2 separate regions of the Mus musculus genome follow, and region 1 is linked to region 2. Evidence: chromatin contacts called from ENCODE Hi-C or POLR2A ChIA-PET data. All regions are on one chromosome and are shown on one strand. Each heading gives the region's core, a stretch centred on a gene start or an enhancer-like site at or near the end of the contact. The rest is flanking DNA. Distances are from core to core; before and after follow the strand shown. Region 1 holds the start of Rnf169 (ring finger protein 169). Region 2 holds the start of Spcs2 (signal peptidase complex subunit 2 homolog (S. cerevisiae)).

The links. Hi-C counts contacts between places; a loop is a spot of excess contacts on that map. ChIA-PET counts read pairs that join two places held with the same protein, here RNA polymerase II (POLR2A).
Region 1: a loop to region 2 is called in a map of left cerebral cortex, with 6 times the contacts of the local background. The contact joins the promoter of Rnf169 here to the promoter of Spcs2 in region 2. A Hi-C loop is called at or near these places in 1 of 37 maps with a recorded cell type or tissue (left cerebral cortex). POLR2A ChIA-PET finds 5 or more read pairs at or near these places in 3 of 5 experiments (Patski and embryonic stem cell).

Annotation. Positions count from the first base shown.
Region 1 is chr7:99,977,515-99,982,929 of GRCm38, forward strand. Rnf169 (ring finger protein 169) reads right to left here and starts at 2,944. Exons shown (of 6, transcript NM_175388.3): 1 at 2,458-2,944. The coding sequence starts at 2,920.
Region 2 is chr7:99,856,653-99,861,987 of GRCm38, forward strand. It overlaps Spcs2 (signal peptidase complex subunit 2 homolog (S. cerevisiae)), which reads right to left and starts at 2,231. Exons shown (of 5, transcript NM_025668.3): 1 at 2,112-2,231. The coding sequence starts at 2,225. It overlaps Xrra1 (X-ray radiation resistance associated 1), which reads left to right and starts at 2,566. Exons shown (of 19, transcript NM_001164258.1): 1 at 2,566-2,578.

The sequences.
Region 1 (5,415 bases), core at 1,694-4,193, 120 kb after region 2:
GGAACCACAGGCAGAGAGAAAGGTATCTGACATCCCTCTGTCCTGTGTGCCCATGTAACAACACACACACACACAGAGAACAGTGTGTATAGCATAGCAAATATGTATTTTATTTTGATTTGGATTTCATGCAGATGCACAAACTGTGAAAGAGTAAACAAAACACCGGTGACCCTGGAAATGGGAAGAAAGCACATTCACCGAATGAATACTTTCTCCCATTTCCCTCAACTCACGAGTGATACAAGGTTGTTGAGATTGGTTTTGTTCTGTTGAGACAGAGCCTCCTGTAGCCCAGACTGGCCTGGATTTTATTATGTACTCAAGGATCTTGAATTTATTCTCTAGTCTCTACCTCCCAATTGTGGGATTATAGGCTTGCCCTAACACACTCAACATTGTATTTATTACATTTTTCTTTATTTATTTTGGGAGGTAGGTGCACATGCCACCACACACATGTGGAGATCAAAGGACAACTTTTCAGAGTCAGTTCTCTGCCCTCACTACGGAAGTCCTGAACTGAACTCACTGTTAGGTTGGCACTGCTGGTGACTTCTTGCTGCCCCCACCCCGTTGTTAAAGTTTTAATTAAAATAGATTGTGTATAACTTCAGTAAATACCTACCAATGCTAAAAGATAGTTTCCAAGCCCTACTCAGCAATTCCTTTTTTTTAAGTTTTGTTTTTTAAATGGCTTCCCATGATGCCAATAACCTTGAACTTCTGACCCTCCAGAGTCCACTTCCCAAATACTGAGATTCCAAGTTTGCATCACCATGACTGGCTCGGCAGTATTTTCTATTCTTCTAAAATTATTTAGCTGGACAAACATATGATTGCAATGATCCAAAAAGTAAATTTAGGGAAAATACTTTTCATTATGACCCACATATAACTGAAAGATACTAAGTAACTTAACAAGTCCTATGGATTCTCATTTTAGGTAAATGTCCTTAATCACTAATAGCCTATCCTTTATTTAAACAAATTTCTTTTAGTGGGAAAAGTTTACACAAATCAATAAGCAATGCATTCTTTCATAATTCAAATTTCAAGGTGGATGTTTCATAACAGCTCCAAGAGATATATAAAGAGAACTGCTATTCTATTTGACCATATAGTCAATGTAGTAGGGAGACCAGAGAAATTGCTTATATTTATAATCTCAGAAATTAAAGCAAGCTAAATTGAGAAAATCATATGGAATTGTACTTTCATCATAAGACAAGTTAGTTAATCTCTTTGGGCCTCAGTTTCACCTATAAAATAGAAATAAAGGTACAACCAAGAGCACTGTGATGGTTTTGGAAGGGATAACAAGAAACGCAGAAAGTAAAATGCAGAGCATCTCAGCCCTTAGACTGAAAAACAAGGTGTCTTTGGCAGGTGTCTCTGCTTGAACCAAAAATAGATGCATTCTGGACTCTACAGTTTCTAGGAACTGCACTTTCATATACACACAAAGCAATGCCTTCCTTCTGCTGAAAACGACGTAAGGCAGAATTCCTAACATAAAAGGGCTAGCAAATGGCTTTTCCTGATTCACGGTTCTTGAAAATCTCAGCTGTAGGTATGTTGCTTAGGCTTGCACCAAAGAAGCCTAGGTCTCGGTTCATGTTACAAACGGAATTTTCTATCTCAGACTTCAGCACCAACAAGTGATGGGCTGCCGACGGTGAGAAAGGCAAAGGAGTTCAGGCCAAGAGTCCTACAACAGACCTTTAAGTTGCCAGCATCATAGATGAAACTTACATAGAAAGACAGAAAACAGCCCCCAGCCAAACCAATCTTTGTCTCCAAAACTTAAATCCCACCCAGCTTTCTTCATCAAGCACCACTAACGTTTATGATTAGTATTATCACCAAAATAGATGGCATTTATCTCATCCTGTGTGGCAAGCTCTGCGCTAAGCATGCATATATATATATATTTTTTTTTTTTTTTTCCCAAGATAGCATGAGAAAGAACTTCACACGAGAGCTCATCCTCAAAACCCACTCTGCTCTCAAGTCTGCAAAGCTCCCCCTGAGCCTGGGATATCCCACACCTCATTCTCTCCAGCCCTGGAAGACACATCCCTCCTAGACCGCGCGACCCCAAGCCCTCTGCCCAACACTGAAACAAGCGCTGCTGGGATCCTCCAGGGCCCCTCCCCCTCCACGCACCAACTTCAACATGCCCCTAACTTGTTCCAGGAATTGTTTCCTTCCAAACTTCTGACTTACGCAAGGCGCGGGGTCCCCTCACTGCCCCTCCAAATTCAACACGCGTACAGTTCGCTCCAAAGTTCAACCTTCACCAACACATACTGCGCCTGGGCAGAACCCGGTCGCGACCCCAGCAGAACTCTCCACACCCGCGGCAGCAGAGCCCGGGACCCTCCACCCCGCTCACCAGGCCAGACCCGGCGGCTGGGCCTGGCTGAAGCCCACAGGGGCGAGGGGAGGCTCCACCTGGCTCCGCGAGCGGCTCCGGCTCCGGCCTGGGCCCCGAGGCAGCCGCGCCCCCGTCCCGGCGCGGGCGGCAGGGTTCTGGCTGTCCACGACGGGCGCGCTCGCCCATCAGCTCCGCGGCGGCCTGGCCGTCGTCGCGCGCCCGACGGCGGGCCCAGCCCGAACCGCGGGGACGGCAGCGACGGCAGCCCGGGCCCGCCGCGCGCGAGGCGCAGCCTCGGCACCGCGAGTGGCTGCACGGCAGGGCCGCCACTTCCCCCGGGGTCTCCAGGCACCCGGTGCAGCCCGACTCCTCCGGCCGTGGCGCTGACCGCAACACTAACAACGCGGGGCTGGAGGCCGGGCCCGGAGCCCCGGCTTTCGCTGCCGCCATCTCGTCACAGCGGCCCCTCCGGCCCCGCCGACTCAGAGCTGCCGCGGCCGCAGCGGAAGAAGCCCGAGTGCTCGGACCTGCCGCCGCCATCTTGTTTCCCGTTTGAAGGGAGAGTCGGTTGCGGTGGGAGAGGAGTAGAGGGCGGGGCAGTGCGCGGCGGACAGCTATCTGCATATTCATGAGGGGGCGGGAACCTAGTCCGCCTGGGGATATTTCTCCTAGGGCCTTTCGCTTAGCAGGAGGAGACTGCTTATTAATATTTAATGATTATTCTTTATATATCTGGTCTTTCAGCCCGCCCTCCTGTTTTTGTAGTTTCTAGCACTGAATCTTGAGAGACTGAAAGAATTTATTTGGAATTTTTGAGCGACCCTGAACTTTATAAAATGAACTATAAATATGAGCTATCCAGAAACTTGTCGAAGTACTTCATTTGGTAAGGGCTTTCTCCTCGGGGCCATAGCAGCTTGTTGTGATTAGCATGAGGCCTATCATGACCAAAAGTCTTGAGTGATTGTTGAAATAACAACCTGACCAGCCCTCATTTCAGCCCCTCTCTCTCCACATCCCTTTATGAAGTCCCCTCCCTTGGCTGGGGCAAAAAAAAAAAGCATACTTTATTACACAAACCCTGCTCCTCAGATTACTTCTGTGTTTGATACTTAAATGTAGATACTCTTGTGTAAGCTTGTGCCTTTTCTTTTCTCAGTCTATATGACTCCCTGGTCTCCTCTTTTCTTCCCCATGAAAGCCCACACTAATATCTGCAGTTCAGAGTTATTGAATTTATCATTATGGATATCTGCATGCTCCGTGCACAAACCTAATGTCTCCATCCTTTCAAAACAGCCCTTATTTCCCACATTCTATTCACAGAACCATCTCAAGGGTCCTCACGCTCCCAGCCCAGGCATCTTTAACTTATAGTCTTGTCATTTTCTGGCCAAAATGGCTCTATTTCCAGCCTGTTCCCACCCACTTCTTCATTCCATAAGCCCACTGCATGATTTCTTTCTCCTCATCTCTTCACCTAGCTGGCAGCTGTGACTTCTGCAAACTGACCTGCCATCACACAACCCCTCTTCCTATAAGCTTTGTCCCATGGATCTTAGAGTTCATTCCTACCGGCCAGCTCTGACCACATCATTCCTGTTTAAGCCAGGGAGAGGTGTTGAGACTTTGCTGTGATTTTCCTTTCTGGATACAGAGGATTTAGGAAAAAGAATGGCTCCCCCTGATGGAAAGATGACTGTACTACAACAAGTCTCGGGGTGTTGCCTATTTATTTATTTATTTGTTTGTTTGTTTGTTTATTATTTTTACCTTAAGGTGCATTTGGACCAAGATGTTATCTTTATGGAAAATCACAGGCTTTGTAAAGACATTATTTTTAAGCAACTGTATGTAGAAGAAAGCATCTAGAAGCTCCAGGTTGTCATGAGAGTGTCCACAGTTGGTGGTAACCGATTCAAAGCAGAGTGATTAATCCAAGTTGGGGTGGGGGGGACTGGAGCCTTAGGATGAGAACCTGGAAGTAAAGGACAGACAGCAACTGACAAAGGGTCAGTGAGTAACTAAACATCATGTCCAGAGAGTCAGAGGCCCAGCCTAAGGCCCAGACAGCCAGAATACTGCCAGACACAGAAGTGAGTTCTTGGATGGGCTGTCCTTTATCCGGGCACTTGCTCACTTCCTACCCAGGGACATTTTACCTGGTTCTGACAAGGAAGGCTTGTGGTACAGAGAGTATGCTAGCTAGTTTTCTGTCAACCTGACACAAGCTAGAGTCATCTGATAGGAGGGAGCCTTGGTTGAGACAGTGCCTCTATAAGATCAGGCTCTAGGCAAACCTGTAGAGCATTTTCTCAAGCAGTGAGTACAGCGGGAGAGCCTGGCCCTTTGTAAGTGGTATGACCCTGACCTGGTGGTCCTATAAGACAGCAGGCTGAGCAAGCTATGACGAGCAAGCCAGCAAGCAGCACTCTTCATGGCCTCTGCATCAGCTTCTGCATCTGGGTTCCTGACTTACTTCCTCAGTGGATTGTAGTTCAGGGTATGTAAGCCAAATAAACCCTTTCCTCTCAGAATTGCTTTTGGTCATGGTGTTTCATCACAGCGTGGTGAAACTTAGACAGGAAGCAGCCACCATTAGAAACAGTTGCTTCTTGTGAGCTGCTTACACAATAGGACTTCAGTCTGAAGGGCCTGTTCACTGCTAGCCTAGAACAGTGTAGCTTGCTTTCTTGGACACAAAGAGAAACAGAAATTTTTCTTTTCCACAGAGAAAAGTAAGCGATCTGAGTATCACTTGCCCAGATGCCAGCTCCGATCTTGTTCCTGGGCCTTTTCATTGGCTCCCTTCCTTCTTCCTGCCCTCGGTCTCCTCGGCTTTAAAATAAATGTCCTGGAATACAGCAGGCTCTCAGCCTGGGATGCACCACACAAGTGTGTGCATGTGGGCATATGACAGCCACGGTGCTGCCTCAGACTGATGCCAAAAGCTGAGATAAAGGATACCAGGATCTATGTCGTGCTCATTTTTAATGCTATAAGAATCTAACACTAGATTGTCAGGGAGACTGTTA
Region 2 (5,335 bases), core at 981-3,480:
AGCATCCTCTACAGCTCTTCCTAAGACTGGGCTGGCATTTGTCTCAGCGAAATTCAGGGCTATAAGCACTCACTCTACGACTACACAGATCAGTATAGAGAAACCCTCACAGGAAACCGGAAACACCCAAATGGGCAGGACACAGAGACCAACAGGTGCACCAGACGCGGGAGGAACTCAGAGAGGGAACAATTCAAAGTTAGCAGAAAGGAGGTTTTTCCAGGAAAAAGGACCTTAAACAGCTCTGGACCATTTTCACTCTTCTGTCTTTCATTTCATGGTTGAATATGAGGTGGGGAGGTATGGTGGAAATGCCTATGATTGCACATTAGGCAGGCAGAGGCAGAAAGACCAACCTGGATTACACAGTAAGGCCCTGTATCAACAAAACAAAATGAAGACTCTTCCAAATGTCCCTCTGTGAGAACACTCTACCTTTCTGATATCCCAGTTGGAGAATCTTGTCATTCTGTTTTTATACAGATCTTAACATTACCAGTATTATATAATTTGATCTTTATAATGAGCCTATAATGAGAATACCTACAATGCTTATTGTGGTAAAGAAATACAAGTTCAGTAATGAGCAGTCATCCAGGGCTTTTTATGCTACACTAGAATTCAAACTTACCCTTCTAAGAAATCCTATATATTAGTGTATAGTATATACTATACACTATTATTGGGTCTAGTTCATTGAGCTATGTAAATAACCTTCCTCAAGTCACTTTATATAGTCTCTTTACATTCCACTCCTAAGTAACTTTCTCCAGTCTAACCCTACCTTTCACTAAGTTTACTTAAACCCTTCTAGTAAGCCTACTAAGAAATCTTAAGCACTATCATATTCTTTCCTCAAGAAAGACTTGAGGACCAGACAGATGGCTCAAGGCTTACAAGCCGAGTTTGGTCCCTGGATCCTGCACAAAGCCAGTTCCAGTCCAGGCCAGCTTAGCTACACAGCAAGACCCTGTCTCAAACTTGACTCTAAGGACCCTCCAAAAGACAAGGGGAACTGGGGACGTGGGTCAGTGGTGGAGTGCTGCCTACCATGTAGGAAGCTACACAAATGCGGGATGATCAGGCATCCATCTCTTAAGCCCTAGCCATCTGTTCCACACAGAGGAGTAATAGAGCATTTCGATTAAAATGTTTCAAGAAAAGTGGTTTACTATATGAAAGCACCATGCTTCACCCTCATCACATCAGCTGGGAAGGACAACCCTGGAAGGGGGCCAGAAGGTATGCTGGACTAAACCCCTCATTCTACAGAATAAGGAAGGCAATAAGGAGAACAGGCACATTTTAGGACACAGAGCTAGAGGCAAAACTAATGCCAGGCCCGTTTTTCAGGCAACTGTCTCTTGCAAGTTGCTGTGCAAGGGGCAAGATGGTCAATCCAGGAGCAGCGTTCCTCCCCTGACTCTTTCCTTTAAGCCCTTATGGACAAGGACGTGAAATTCTTTAGAAATTGTGTAGGCAGAGTGGAAAGCAGTCAGCTGGTACAGACAGAAAAGGCCACGCAGGGGAAGAGAAAGGCAGGGAACCCAAGAGGGACAAAGAATCTTAAGGCTTCCTATCAGACCAGCAAGGGAAGTCAACATACGAATATTTCATTATTTGACATATCATGAAAAAATTAAAAGAAACCAAAAAAAAAAAAAAAACCCTTAAAAACTTTAAAGGCCAAGGAACTCTTTGGGCTCTGTAGCAACACGCGAGGATGATGGTGGAAGGGTTTGGGGAATACTGACTTCGAGGAGATTCTTTCAATTTCTTTAGAAGTTCCATTTTCCACGTTGATGTTATGGGCATTTTCAAGAGTGGCCCTCCTAGCACAATAGAAACGTGATCATTATGGTGAAATATTGCCATAATTACGAGAAGCTGCGGTGGCGGTTAGGGACCAGCAGCACTTGCTTAAAGAGACGACTAAAGGGAAGGATTGTTTTCCAACGTGTAGAGAGGGCAAGTTACAAGTGTGCGTTCGTGTGCTACGGAGGAGCGCTCAAGGAGCCACAGAAAATAAGGGGGTGGGGATGGGAAGCTGGGCTCACCAGCTCCTGGGCATTCCCCGGGCTCTAGATTGTCCCCAGGACTAAGCTCCTCACCTTATCCAACAAACCACTGCGGCTGCTGCTTGTCCCGCAGCTGGGGCCGCCGCCAGCCCCACTACTGCCTCCGCCACCGCCGCTTCTCCCACCCTGCGACGCCGACGCTGCCATCTTGTCTCCCTCCGTGTCTCCCTCCCATACGACTTGTCCGAAGCCGATTGGCTGAAGCTGCTCATGTGATAGGCAGCGCAGAGCCCATCGGGATCCGTAGTCTGGTGTGCTGATGAGGGCTGAAAGAGGCCGCGGGGCTTGACGGGACTTGTAGTTAGAATCTGCCGTCGCCGGTTGCCGCCTCCGTTGCTAGCCACATCCTCGCGGTTACTAAGGAGTGGGTGGGGAAGGCTGTGGCAAGCGCCACCGTGGAGCGACTCCGAGATTCCCGTGAGGCTTGCAGGCGTGCACTCCGCCTGACAGGGACATCGCCTCCGCGGGCTCTTCGGAGGCGGAAACGACGCCGAAGGCAGGTGTGGCTGGAAACTTAATTTTGCTTGAATTATGAGTCTTTCCAGCCCCAGATGTTGTGTCCTAAGAAGGGAGGTAGAGCCTGCTCTTCACCCCTTTCTGTCCCTGAAGGTAGAATATCAGCTCGATTATTCTCTCCGAAGTAACCATAATCTCAGCTGTTAGTAATGTTTCCTGTAGAACTATCATTTATTGAGTGCCTACTGTGTGCTAGGCAGTGCCCTACATGCACTTACATCCACCCATTCTGTGTCTGTCTCAGGATAATGCTGTATAGACAAGAAAAGGAATTTTTCAGAAGCCAGAGAGCATAAGTCAGAACACACTTAAAACCAACTTTTTAGTTTTTTAAACTTAAAAGCATGTTTCCAGTTTGACAATGTGATTTTTATAAATATTGAGAGAAAAAAATATTGAGCACCAAAAAAACTTGACACTGAAACTAAGGCATATAAGGAAAATAGACCTGGGATATCTCATAGTAATATCACTTTATGCCATATTACATTGCATTATTTAGTTTTTATACCTACATATTTTCCATATGTGTACAGATGATCCGCCAGATACTGAATTCGCTAGACATTTTGTTTTGTTTTTCTGAGACAGGGTCTCACCATTAGGTCTAGCTGTCCTGAAACTCACTGTGTAGACAAATTGGCTTCAAACTCCCAGAGATCCACCTACCTCTGACTCCTTAGTGCTGGAACCAAAGGTGTATAATACCATGCCCAGCCTCTGAATCGCTTAGCATGTACTCAGTCCTGTTCTACACACTTAGAATATACCTCTGAATGAAAGAGACAAAATGTTCTTGGCAAGGCTATGTTCACATGATCACTAAAGAATAGCAGATTAGATTTCATCCTCGATTAAGCAATTCCTGGCCACTCCAGTTGTAAGGGTCCAAAAATCACTGAAAGAAGACCCCAGGCTCAGAGAGTATACAAAAACAAAGAGCATTTATTCTGCAGAAACACCAGCATGCAGGGGCCAACCATTCTTTGAAATGGTGACCCCAGATAAACGCATGCAGGCCTTCTTATAGAGAACTGAGGGAACTCTCTAGAAGGATTAGGTGATCTAAAATTTCATTGGTAGGTGCTGGGGGTGGGGGTGGGGGGGGTCATAGGTGATCAGAAGTCTACATTCCCATGTCATGAGCATTCAATCGTGTGATGAAATAGGGCTGACCAGTGCAAATGGCCCATTCTGAGATCAGATATTTTCCTATTTTTGTGGTTATCTCCAGGCTGTTCTTTGGGAGAGGGTTTTCTGATCTTGTTCTGGATTTTATGGTCTGTTCCTAGAGCTGGTGCCTTATGACCTACTTTCTGGGACTTATGGTCTATTCCTGAAGCTGGTGTCTTATGGCTTTTTGGAAATCAAGCCTGGTCCTCAAAATGGAGACAAATGGGTGGGAAGTCCTTAAATGGGGACACATGGGGTTTCTATTGTCCTTTCACAGTTGTGTGTCTCATAACTTTTGGTTGTTACCACTCATCCCTCTTGTCACTTCTCTGTTTTTTTAGCACCCAGGTCTACTGGTACCCGCTCTGTGAACCTCCCTTGGTCCTTGCTTCTGCCTTCCTTGCAGACAAAGCAAAGTACGCCTGCAGCATTTTGCTTATGCATCTGTTTAGTTGAGGTAGCATTTATCAAGTGTCATCCTTCTGTAGGCCATGTCCTGTTTGAGATGCTGGAGATGAAGAGGTTACTGGAACCTAGGCTTGCCCTTGGAAGGCCTCAGCCCGGGGTGGGTGTAGTGGGGAACCGTCAGAAAAGCAGATCACTCTGATACATTGTAATCGAGTACCTCCATTAAGAAATAGGCCTGAAGGCTAGAGAGATGGCTCAGCAGTTAAGAAGGAGCACTTGGTATTTCTGCACAGGATTCCAGTTCAGTTCCTAGCATGCATTTGAAGGCTCACAACCATCTATAATTCCAGTTCCAAGTGATCCAGTGCCCTCTGTTATCGCCTGTGGGCATTGGGTGCACATGCACACATGTAGGCAAAACACATTAAATAAATTTTTTAAAAAAATGAAGAAGCTATCAAGAAATGAAGTGGGCCTGAGACGGTAGCAGAGGGTCAATCTGGGAACAGGGAGGTACAGGAAAAGAAACTGCCTGAATCACGATAAAGGCACAGGAAGGGAGTGTGCTGATGGCTGCCAATCAGGAGCATCAGTGCCTGTGTGGGGGTCCCATGTGGGGGTGATGCAGGCACACAGTTGTAGGAAAGAGACAAATAGACCAAAGATGCTGTGTGTTGGAGCTAGGAGGTACCAAAGTCAGCTTGACGTTAGCTTTCAAGTTTGAGAAAGGGTCCAGCGGTAGCTGAAGTTAACCCTTAAATCTGGACCTTGAACTTTCATTTTCTACCCTGAAGATAAGTTCATTCTCCTGCTGGGCGACATTCTAGAAAAATGTAACTAGGAGCTATGTCCCCTTCTGGGCCCTTTAGTTGCGTACCCATACCTTCCCATCTGTTATTATTCCTCATGCTGAGTTGGGATTCCTGTAATTATTTACGTCCTGGGTCATGCCTGAGATGGATTTATCCTTTGTGTTAAATGTATAGAGTTTATTTTTTCCCAGACTGGGTCTTCCCTTTCAGCTTTGACTTTTCTGCTTGGGCTCTGCAGAGATGTATTTCACTGAAATGACATTCTAGATGGCCCCTTCCTTTACCATTGGCCCTTTCTGTAGCCCGCTTAAACAATGCAGCTGCACTCTACTGTGCAACAGTGTAGCT